Regions from separate parts of the Homo sapiens genome. Here region 2 is linked to region 1. A link is an interaction called in ENCODE POLR2A ChIA-PET data of the cell type or tissue named here. Cell type or tissue: PC-9. All regions are shown on one strand. Links, peaks and the distances in the headings refer to the core of each region. The heading gives the core; the rest is flanking DNA.

The links. ChIA-PET counts read pairs that join two places held together with the same protein. Peaks named below come from ENCODE experiments on the same cell type or tissue, not always from the same donor. Only the 100,000 strongest peaks of a DNase experiment are listed, where the experiment ranks them.
Region 2: POLR2A ChIA-PET joins it to region 1 with 7 read pairs; 3 of 35 experiments call an interaction of 5 or more read pairs at or near these places.

What each region holds. Positions count from the first base shown.
Region 1 is chr10:97,794,142-97,799,517 of GRCh38, reverse strand. No RefSeq gene overlaps it. Among named protein-coding and RNA genes, the nearest start is that of SFRP5, 25 kb to the right of the region's middle. In PC-9, for the core only: no CTCF peak of the experiment used is centred there; no DNase peak of the experiment used is centred there.
Region 2 is chr10:97,887,365-97,892,740 of GRCh38, reverse strand. The region is part of intron 11 of CRTAC1 (cartilage acidic protein 1); the gene reads left to right. Among named protein-coding and RNA genes, the nearest start is that of MIR3085, 14 kb to the right of the region's middle. RefSeq lists enhancers at 2,795-3,089, 2,702-3,314, 3,315-3,927, 3,928-4,541. In PC-9, for the core only: a CTCF peak has its summit at 3,951; DNase peaks (open chromatin) are centred at 2,880, 3,710 and 5,170; H3K4me3 peaks cover 472 bases; H3K27ac peaks cover 2,992 bases.

The DNA.
Region 1 (5,376 bases), core at 130-5,129:
AAGGTGGCTGGTGTCAGCACAAAGTTTATCTCCACCCCAAGAGATAAACCCAGCTACAAAGCTGCTTAAGCTCAGCTACAAAGCTGCTTTGTGGACTTTCTCTACCAGGGCTATGACCAGTGTTCTACTTACTTAAGGGCAAAAACACCTCATTATCATCAAAGAACCCATAGGATGAGTCACTTAAGGAATGCTCTGCCACATGCTTTTTCTTCTCTCCTGAGACTTCTTTTAAAAGTATGATAAGTCTTCTCACTCTATCTTCTATGTCTCTTACATTTGCATCTATATTTTTCATCTTTAATCTCTCTGTGCTGCATTCCAGATAGTTTCTTAAGACCTAACTTCTAGTTCACTAATTCTCTTTTCAGCTGTATCTAAACTGCTGTTAACCCCATTCTTTGAGATTCTAATTTTTTTTTCAGAGCTACAGTTGATCACAGCCTGGTCACAGCCTGGGTAGCACTGAGCTGGAGGTAGAGTTATTTTTCTAAGAATAAAAGAAACAATGGACAACAGAAATAGGTCCCAAAGTACATAAAATATGGGTATTATCAGGTAGAAACTAAAACCAACTAGGCTTAATGTATTTAAAGAAATAAAAGTCTTCTCACACATGTCTGGGTTTTTTTTAAGTCTAAGTTTTAAAATTTTGGCAGGGAATAAGTAACTATAAAAAGTGACATAGCAAGTCTGAAAAAGAACCAAATAGAAATTCTAGCTCTGAAAAAAAAAAAGTTAGGATCTCAAAGAATAGGGTTAACAGCAGTTTATATACAGCTGAAAAGAGAATTAGTGAACTAGAAATTAGGTCTTAAGAAATTATCTAGAATGCAGCACAGAGAGATTAAGAATGAAAAATATAGATGCAATTATAAGAGACCTAGAAGACAGAGTTAGAAGACTTAGCACACTTTTAAGAGAAGTCTCAGGAGAGAAGAAAAAACATGCAGCAGAGCATTCCTTACTCTATCCTATGGGTTCCTTGATGATAGTGAGGTGTTTTTTTCCTTAAGTAAGTAGAACACTGGTCACAGCCCTGGTAGAGAAAGCCTAAACTTTTCCTTCTTTGTCAAATCCCTCTCCTAATTTTCAACCTGCAAAAGTCTGGGCAGAGGAAGACCTCATTAGCCTCTGGCTGAAGCCTGAGATGGCAGAGTTTTGTAAGACACAGGAAGGGGCATGGGGGTTGGTACTCTGTTACCTTGGGCAGTAGAGAGGAGTATATGCAAGGACCGGGATAGGAAACCAGATGGGAAAGGTGCAAAGAGGTACCTATGGGAGGGGTCTGAGGAAGCCTGGGAGAACAGAATTCAGATCTAAGAGAGATCCTAAGAGCCTCTGAAGGTTTCAAGTGCACTTAACTGTTTCTCCCCAGAGTGTCTGATTTCCTGTGGCCCAGTCACCCTGACCCTCAGTTGGAATCCCACCACCCTTCCAGGTGGTTCCAGTGGAATGAAACTAAAGCAGCTCTAGACTGCATCTCCCTCACTCATGGCCTCATCTGGTCCACAGAGAACATGCACACCTCCTTTGCTTCACCATCCATAGAAGAGGAGCTGGCTCCCAACACAGGTTTTTTTTCACTTGCTGTCTTTGCTACACCTTTTCAGGCTGAAAGCCAAAGCCCTTCCCATTAGACTCCTTGGGTTCATGTCATGATCCTTGAGCCTCCCAAACTCCAAGAGACACACCCTAGGCTCCTCCAAGGGGTTTCCTTGTAGCCCATCTTATCAGGCTTGAGGGGAGGGGTAACCTCCCTCCCTCACAGGTTGGCACTAAGGGGTTGGGACTCACAGCATAGCCTTCTACAAAGAAATTCTCTCAAATTTCTCCCAAATCTCCAGATCCTGACCCCGTTTTGCCATCTCCCCAGTTCTCAACCACAGTGTGCTGCCCACAGCTCCTTCTGCATGTGGCACCTTTGTCTTCGTGCCTCAGTCAATACTGGAAGAGAAAGAGTCCTGACTTAATATCTCATTCTATGTGTCACTGCAAGTAAATAGAGAAAAAAATCAAGAAAGAGATGGATACTGCACAGTGCTAACAATAATAATCACCAGAAGTTGAGATTATTGGTGAGTTTTATTTTACTTTATGTAGTTTTCAGATTTTCTAAAATGCATTTTATAAGCAGAAAAATTAAATTTTATCTTTAAAAAAGATGTAGGCTGAGCATAGCACTTTGGGATGCCAAGGCAGGAGGATCGCTTGAGGCCAGGAGTTTAAGACCAGCCTGGACAACACAATGAGACCCCCGTCTCCACAAAAGTAAATAAATAAATTATCTGGGCATGATGGTGTGTGCCTGTAGTCCCAGCTATTTGGGAGGCTGAGGTAGGGGGATCACTTGAGCCCAGGAGTTCAAGGTTGCAGTGAGCTACATCACACCACTGCACTCCAGCCTGGGCAACAGAATAAGATCCTGTCTCAAAAAAAAAAAAAATGTGGTTGCCGAAGCAAACATTATTGGTTACCCACCCAACAGCCATTTCCTGACTCCATCCTCACTAAATAGCCCTTGCAAGAATTTTTTTCATGTATTAGGTTGTCAGAACTTCAGAGAAGGCTGGACTCTCCTTGTCCCAGGACTGATACTTGGTCACTCATGGTAACGTCTTTCCCCTTGCCAGCAACTGGCTTAGGAAGGAGCATGTGACTTGATTCTGTCCGATGAGACATGACAGGAAGTCAGCTGGGGAGACTTCTAGGAAATGCTTTCTTGCTCTTAAAAAAAGACACAGAGGATAGGTAAACTGTGGCCAATCAATGCAATCTTGTTATTCAACAAGAAAAAAAAAACGAGCTACCAAGTCATGAAAAGACATAGAGGAAGCTTAAATGTGTATTACTAAGTAAAATAAGCCAGTCTGAAAAGGCTATGTACTATATGACATTCTGGAAAAGGAAAAATGGTGAAGACAGTAAAAAGATCAGTGTTGTCAGGGGTTAGTGGAGAGAGAGGGGTGAATAGGTGGAGCACAGAGGATTTTTAAGACAATGAAACTATTCTGTATGATACTATAATGGTGGATGCGTGTCATTAGACATTTATCCAAACCCATAGAATGTACAACACCAAGAGCAAACCGTAATGAAAACCATGGACTTTGGGAGATGATGGTGTGCCCATGTAAGCTCATCAGTTGTAACACACGTACCACTCTGGTGAGCGGTATGGATAATGGGGGAGGCTGTGCATGTTGGGAGGGCAGCGGGTATATGGGGAATCTCTCTACCTTCCTCTCAATGTTGCTGTGAACCGAAAACTGCTCTAAAAAAATTAAGCCTATTAAAAATAAAAAGTTAAAAAGGGACATGAGAAAAGAAACAGTTCTCTTCTGCCCATTAACAAGGTCCTGTGAGATGGGATGCAGCATCCAGGGACGCACTGAGTATGGAAAGAACACCTGGATTGCTGGCAGGGGGCGCTGAGAGCAGGGCGCTGGGAGTGGGCCCTCCCAGGTGCAGGCAATATGGGAGTGTGCTGGTAGACAATTGGAAACATCAGTAAAACAAACCAAGGGGCCATCTACATGCTATTCTCACCAAGCAATTCCTTTAAGGTATATCAGTGATAAAATACCCTTCCCTAAAAAATCCTTCATTGGTCTAAGTTCTAAACAAGTGACGTGGTTATACTGCTGGGCTTTCATACAAGTTAACTTCCAATTAGCACACTTTCGTGATTTATTCTTTCATAAGCATCATATTCTACATGACAGTTAATTTAGAAAGCTCTCGGTTATTCGGGCAGCCTTAGACACACGCTGACTTAGCTATGCTTGTGATATATTTTTAATTAGTAAACTTCATTTTTAGAGCAGTTTTAGATTTATAGAAAAATTGAGTGCGGGTAGTTTCCCTTAATATTAACATCTTACACTACAGTGGTACATTTGTTACAATTGGTGAACCAATACTGATACACTGTTGTTAATGAAAATCCATAGTTTACATTAGAGTTCACTAATGACCAGCAAAAGCTTTGTACATTCTATGGGTTTTGACCATGTAATGATATTACTCGTCATTATAGTATCACACAGAATAGTTTCACTGTCTTAAAAATCGTCTGCCATCCACCTATTCATCCCTCCCTCCCCCAGCTCCTGGCAACCACTGATCTTTTTGCTGTCTCCATAGCTTTGCCTTTTCCAGAATGTCATGCACTGTAGTTGGAACCACACAGCATACGGCCTTTTCAGATGGGCTTTTCCCCTTAGTACCATGCATCTGAGGTTCGTCAGTATCTTTTCATAGTTTGACAGTGTATCTTATCTCTTTTGCTCACTGAATAACACTCCATTGCATGGATGTACCACAATTTACCATTTACTTATTGAAGGGCACCTTGCTTGTTTCCCACCTGTGTATTTGTAGGGTAAGTTCCTAACAGTTGAGAATCATTCAAGCTGGGCCGGGCATGGTGGCTCACGCCTGTAATCTGAGCACTATGGGAGGCTGAGGTGAGTGGATCACCTGAAGTCAAGAGTTCGAGACCAGCCTGGCCAACATGGTGAAACCCCATCTCTACTAAAAATACCAAAAAAATTAGCCAGGCATGGTCTACAGACTACAGACTACACCTGTAGTCCCAGCTACTCAGGGAGGGTGAGGCAGGAGAATCGCTTGAACCTGGGAGGCGGAGGTTGCATTGAGCGGAGATCGCACCACTGCACTCCAGCCTAGGTGACGGAGGGAGACTCCATCTCAAAAAAAAAAAAAAGAATCATTCCAGCTGGCTTCAAGTGCAGTTTGTGTCCCCAAATCATACAGTACTACACATTCCTGCATTTAAAGGGTATTTTATTTATTTAGTTCATTTTTTATTATTTTTATTTTATTTTATTCAAAATAAAAAATTATAGTCTATTGAGTATGAAAAAAAACAGAATTTGAGTTTCTTCAATTCTGTCATTCTATGGCACCACTCTATGGAGGTTTGTTTTGTGTTTAAAATGGATAACCATGATGTTAAGTATGAATGCTTTTGTCTGGTAAATACAACATTTGTTTATACACAAAACATTTTACTGAATTTGAACAGTATGTTTAAAGTTGACATTTTCTTTGTGTTTATTTGTTTCAAAATGAAAGAACAAGTTGTTTAAAAATAATTATTACTGATTATTACATGGTTATTAGTGAAAATAATTTTTGTCATACTGATAATTCTAAAATAGCCTCCAGGATTCCTACCCTGACTATGCATGGCCTGTATGATCTCTTCTTCCTTAGTCTGGGTGGGACCAGCAAATATGGAATGTTATAATCAGTTGACTTTAAGTTAATAGAAAGTGAGATGATCCTGGGTAGGCCTGACCTAATCAGGTGAGCCTTTTTAAAGATGGTGACACCTCAGAGAGAGCTCTC
Region 2 (5,376 bases), core at 225-5,224, 93 kb before region 1:
TAGTCCTGTCTTGCAAAGTAGCAGTAGCCGACACTTATCAAGCAATTAGTATGTGCCAGGCACTGGGCTGAGTGGTTTGCCTAAGTCACTTCATTTGATTTTCACAACTTGAAGAATCAGGTAACATAACCCACATTTTACAGGTCAGAAAACTGAGGCTGAGGTCAAGTAACTTGCCCCAAACCACACATCTACAGAGTAAGGAGAGCTGGATTTGGATCCCACCTCCCTGACGCCACGGTCTGAGTTCCTGACTGTGGCTTAACACCTCTGGTAGCTGCTTTGTGCAGCCAGCCAAGCACCAAGGTGACCACCACGGTATCGTAGGTGGTTGCTTATCCAGGGTTCTGGTTGGATATCAACTCCCCCACTCCGTTGTGCCAATAAGGACATTGAGGCTCACCTCGCAAATCAATGGCAAGGGCAGAATGGGGGCTGAGATTCTCCTTCCCCACATCTCAGGGGCAGCCTCTGCTATTTTAAGAGGTGTATTAGGGGCCTCACTTGGTCCCTTCTCTGGCCAGAATCTGCCCTGCCAGGAGAATAGATTGCTTTTTTAACTGGAAAGCCTTAGCCAGGTCATGTGGTGGGGAGAAGGAGGCTCAAGAGCCCCTTCTGGGCACCTACTCCCCACACTCAGGCTTATGTACACTGCACTTCATTGGGAGCTCCGCCTGGTGCAAGTCCTTGCTATTTTGCAAGGCCCTGGGATTTGTTCTTGGTCTGAACTCTGGCTCAAACTGCTCTAAGGGGCCTCCCGGCAGACTCCTCTCTCTGTTGACAGGGTCCATTCCCAGCGGCACTAGAAGGCAGGCTGCTCTAGGGGCAGGGCCCTTGGGTCACGAGGCGCCTCAGCAGGTGGCCAACCCAGCCGCCAGGGACACAGCGAGAGGCGGGGCAGTTCCATCCCTGCAGCTCCAAGGCCCCTCTGGATCTTTTATGAGTGGAGCTCAGCACAGCCCTTCCTGACCGATGGGGGAGCCAGCAATGGAGCAGGAGCGAGGGCGCCAGTGGAGAAGGCCAGATGGAGGGAAGGACATGGGGGTGCGAGAACAGGGGGCGACAGAAAGACAGAGGTGAACCTGTGGAAGACCAAGAGAGGCAGAGACATGGGGAAAGAGGCAGAGAAGAAATGCCCCCTGCCCTCCAGGCTGGCAGTGGGCGGAGGAAGGCAGATGGACACGGGACTCTCATGCAAGGCAGATCTGGACACACCGCCATACTGGCCCCGTGGCCATGAGAGGACTCAGGCGAGAGAAATCAGTTTTGTTCTGGGCAGCTTCCCAGAGGAAGTGGGACTGGAATTAGGTCTAGAAGGACAGTAGGAGCTTAGAAGGGGTGGACGAGGGCCTAAGGAGACCATTCTAGGAGTTGGGCTGGCTTGGCCAAAGGCCCAGAAGTGGGAAGGTCCAGTCCAAAGAACGGGAATGTTTGGGAAATTTTTTTTTTCTGATTGTAAAAACAATGTATATTGATTATAGGAAAATAAGAAAACTATTTTTAAAAGAAGAAAAATTACTCATCATTTCACCACTGTTTGGAATATTAAGGAAAAAGTAAATGTTTCTTCCTTCACCTTCCCTCAATATCATTTGATTCATTTAGTGACTACATATTTACTGAGCACGTACTGTGTGCCAAACATAAAACTGAAGATCCTTGCCACAAGCCATCTACGTTCCAGTAGAAGGAACTTATATACATAATACACATAGTAAATAGGTAAATATATAAAATGTTAGAAGATATAATGGGCTACAAAAAAAGAAAATGCAGCCGGGTGCAGTGGCTCACGCCTGTCCTCCCAGCGCTTTGGGAGGCCAAGGCGGGCAGATCACCTGAGGTCAGGAGTTTGAGACCAGCCTGACCAACATGGAGAAACCCCGTCTCTACTAAAAATACAAAATTAGCTGGGCGTGGTGGTGCATGCCTGTAATCCCAGCTACTCGGGAGGCTGAGGCAGGAGAGTCACTTGAACCCAGGAGGCAGAGGTTACGGTGAGGCAAGATTGTGCCATTGCACTCCAGCCTAGGCAACAAAAGCGAAACTCCGTCTCAAAAAAAAAAAAAAGAAAGAAAAGAAAAGAGAAAAGAAAATGCAGAACAGAGGAATGGATTGGGAGTGCAGAGAGGAAGGGGCAACAAGGAGCAGTTTTCCAACACAGTGGTCCAGGTTGGACAGGTCATGCTTGTGATATGCCTTTATTACGTGTCATATACACAGGAACACACTTACAGACACATATTTCTTGGCAATTTTTAAAATCAAAAGAATGATATTTTCCAATTGTTTCTGTAACTTGCTTTTTTTCCCCCTCTTAACCTATGTCCAAGGCTGGGTACAGCGGCTCATACCTGTAATCCCAATGCTTTGGGAGGCCAAGGAGGGAGGATTGCTTGAGGCCAGGAGTTCAAGACCAGCCTAGGCAACATGGCGAGACCCCCCTTTCTACAAAAATTAGCCCGGTGTGGTGGTGCAAGCCTATAGTCCCAGTTACTCAGGAGGATGAGGCAGGAAGATCGCTCAAGGCCAGGAGTTTGAGGCTGTAGTGAGCTATGATCACAACACTGTACTCCAGCTTGGGTAACAGAGTGAGAGCCTGTCTTACATACACGTGTGAGAGTGTGTGTGTGTGTGTGTGTGTGTGTGTACACATCCTGGACAGCATACCAAGTCTGTGCATATATCTTGTTTCCTTTCAGTGCTGTGGAGTATTTCACTGTGAGACAGCACTCACACTCATCATCTATTTACCCAGTCCCCTCTGGAAGGACAGTTAGATTGTTTCCAATTCTGAGCAGTTGGGGTGAGAAGCGGGAATGTCAACAACATGAATCTGAGAAAGGCCTGCCTTGAGGTCCCGCATGACTGAGGAGTAGAGGGGAGGGGCCGGCGGGAAGCTCCCCTGCCAGCACTCACAAGGCTTCAGCTTGCCTGCCCCCAGGGCCCCTGCCCCCTTCCTGCCTCCATGAGTCACGCGCTGCCTCCCCATGACTTTGCAGCAAGGTGCAGTGCGCATGTGTGAGTACACGGACATGTATGTGAGTGTGTACACGTGTGCATCTCTCAGACAGCCTCAGCCTTGCCCCATGTACATCGTGTCTGCTCCCGCGGGAGCACACCCAGAGGACGCAGGCCCTCACCTGTACTCCCCACCTCCGTCCATGGGTAATGAGTGCATGCGGGGTTCCCAGAGGGCCCACTGTGTTGTGCAGAGCTCTCATAGCGACATCTTGCTGTGGGGTCCCTTCTCAGTGGACCCTGCCTTGCTCAGTGGACCCCCCCCCACCAAGTTCCACAGCCCCTCTTCACCCTGGCCTGTCCCTGCTGCTCCTCGGTGCAGACGGACCTCCAGCTGAAAATAAGCATTTCTGCTTATGGCCCTGGTCGAGGGCTCCCCCACCGCCAACCTGGTTGCTCGGAACCCACCCCCAAGCCCCACATGCCCACCCTCCACTTCCCAGCTGGCAGCGGGCTGAGGCAGCTCACTCCCAAACCCGGAAAATAAAAACAACACCAATCATCTATTTGCCTCCGCCAGCTCCACTGGGAGTCACTGGCTCAGGCAGCCACCCCAACCATTCTCCCTCCCCCCTTCCCCCTCCCCCCCTTCCCTCCCGCCTCCACTGCCCCTGGTATTGCTGGTGCCCCAGCCCCACCCACACATGCCACCGCCTTTCAGCTAATTGCTTGCAGGTGACTCAGAGCTGCCTCTCCGAGCCGGCTGATGCTCATTTAGGGAAGGGAAATTCAGTGGCCCACATAAAAATTGCTTTATTAAAGTGCAAAAATATTCTACCAACTGTATTCCCACCATCTGTTTTGTTTGTAATTCTTCTGAAAAGTGCAATTCTCTCTGCCTCCTTGGCCTCTGTCCTTTAAAAGCTGCCAGAGGTGACTCACTGCTGCTCCTGACCTCATGTCTCTGCTGGTTAATGGGGGGCGCTCTTCTGCTCAGCCCTCCCCTATACACAGGCCTGGCAGGACCAGCTGGCTTCGAGGCTGCTGGTGTGCGGTGTCTGGGAGCCAGTCCCCCTCAGCCCGTGCAGCCCCGGAAAGACTTAAGATGTTACGCAGATTTCCTGGGCAGAGGGATGAGCTGCGCCTAAGGACAGGAGACTGGTTTCCAGTCCTAGCTCAGACACCTGCAAGTCACTTCCCCTTGTCAAGCCTCAATGTCAGTATCTGGAGAATGGGGATAAATACCCACCTCGTAAGTGTGAAGCCTCTGAAGCCCCTCCCCAGTCTCCTCTGATACACATTCCCACCTGATACACATTCTGACACTCTTTCCCGCTCTGAACTTCTTCCCGATCTTCAGCTACAACTTACCCTTTCACGCTGCTGTACCTTGGCCCACACTGTATCCTCTCCCTGGAACGCTCCTTCCTTCCCTTCTCCGCCTCACAAACTCTTACTCCTCCTGCAATACCCAAATGAAATGACCCATCTCTCTCACCACATGGTAACAGTGCTGTTGTGGCACTTTCCCAGCTTATAATATAATCACTTGTATTCATCGCTCCCATGGGAATCATGAGAATGGGGCCTGGGTCTGTCTCATTCTCTGTTGAATCCCAAATCCCTGCACAAAGCTTGGTATATGGTGGCTGCTGGGCGTGGGATAGGGTGGGCAGTGTAACAGGGGCACAGTAGATACCGGCTCTGGGATCTCTCGGACCTCTGCTGGGCAACTGGGCGATTCACTGCATCTGTCCATGGCTCCACCTTCTCATCTCTAAGGCAGAAATGATAACACTGGCACCTTCCTCGTGGAGATGTGAAGTTTCGATGCGTTAGCATCATAAAGCACTTGGTACAGCTTGGGGCACGCTGTCAGTGTTCACTGTTGTTACCAACACCTGAAAGCCCTTTGGAAACTGTAGGGAGACCCCATGACCAAGAGCCGATGGTGCCAGGGATGCTGAGGTGAATGGTTAACAGCAGGCCAGGACTCCTGCTCCAGGGTAGAAAGGCTGTGCTTCCTAGGAGTGGTAAGGCTGTTGGCCAGCACCCCCATCTTACAGATGAAGTAGCTGAGGCCCAGAGAGGATGCCCAAGTTAGCAAAACACAGTGGCAGAGGAGGGAGTCCTGCTGGTTGTGCTTTCTGAGGCCTGCTTATCTCATAGCCCCAGGCCCCCTGCACCACGTCTGGGTCTGGAGGAAGCTGCGGAAGCAGTACTCAAAACTAAGTCCCGCTGGTGGTGGTGACTCACGCCTATAATCCCAGCACTTTGGGAGGCCGAGGCTGGGTGGATCACCTGAGGTCAGGAGTTCGAGACCAGCCTGACCAACATGGAGAAACCCCATTTCTACTAAAAATACAAAATTAGCCAGGTGTGGTGGCAGGTGCCTGTAATCCCAGCTACTCGGGA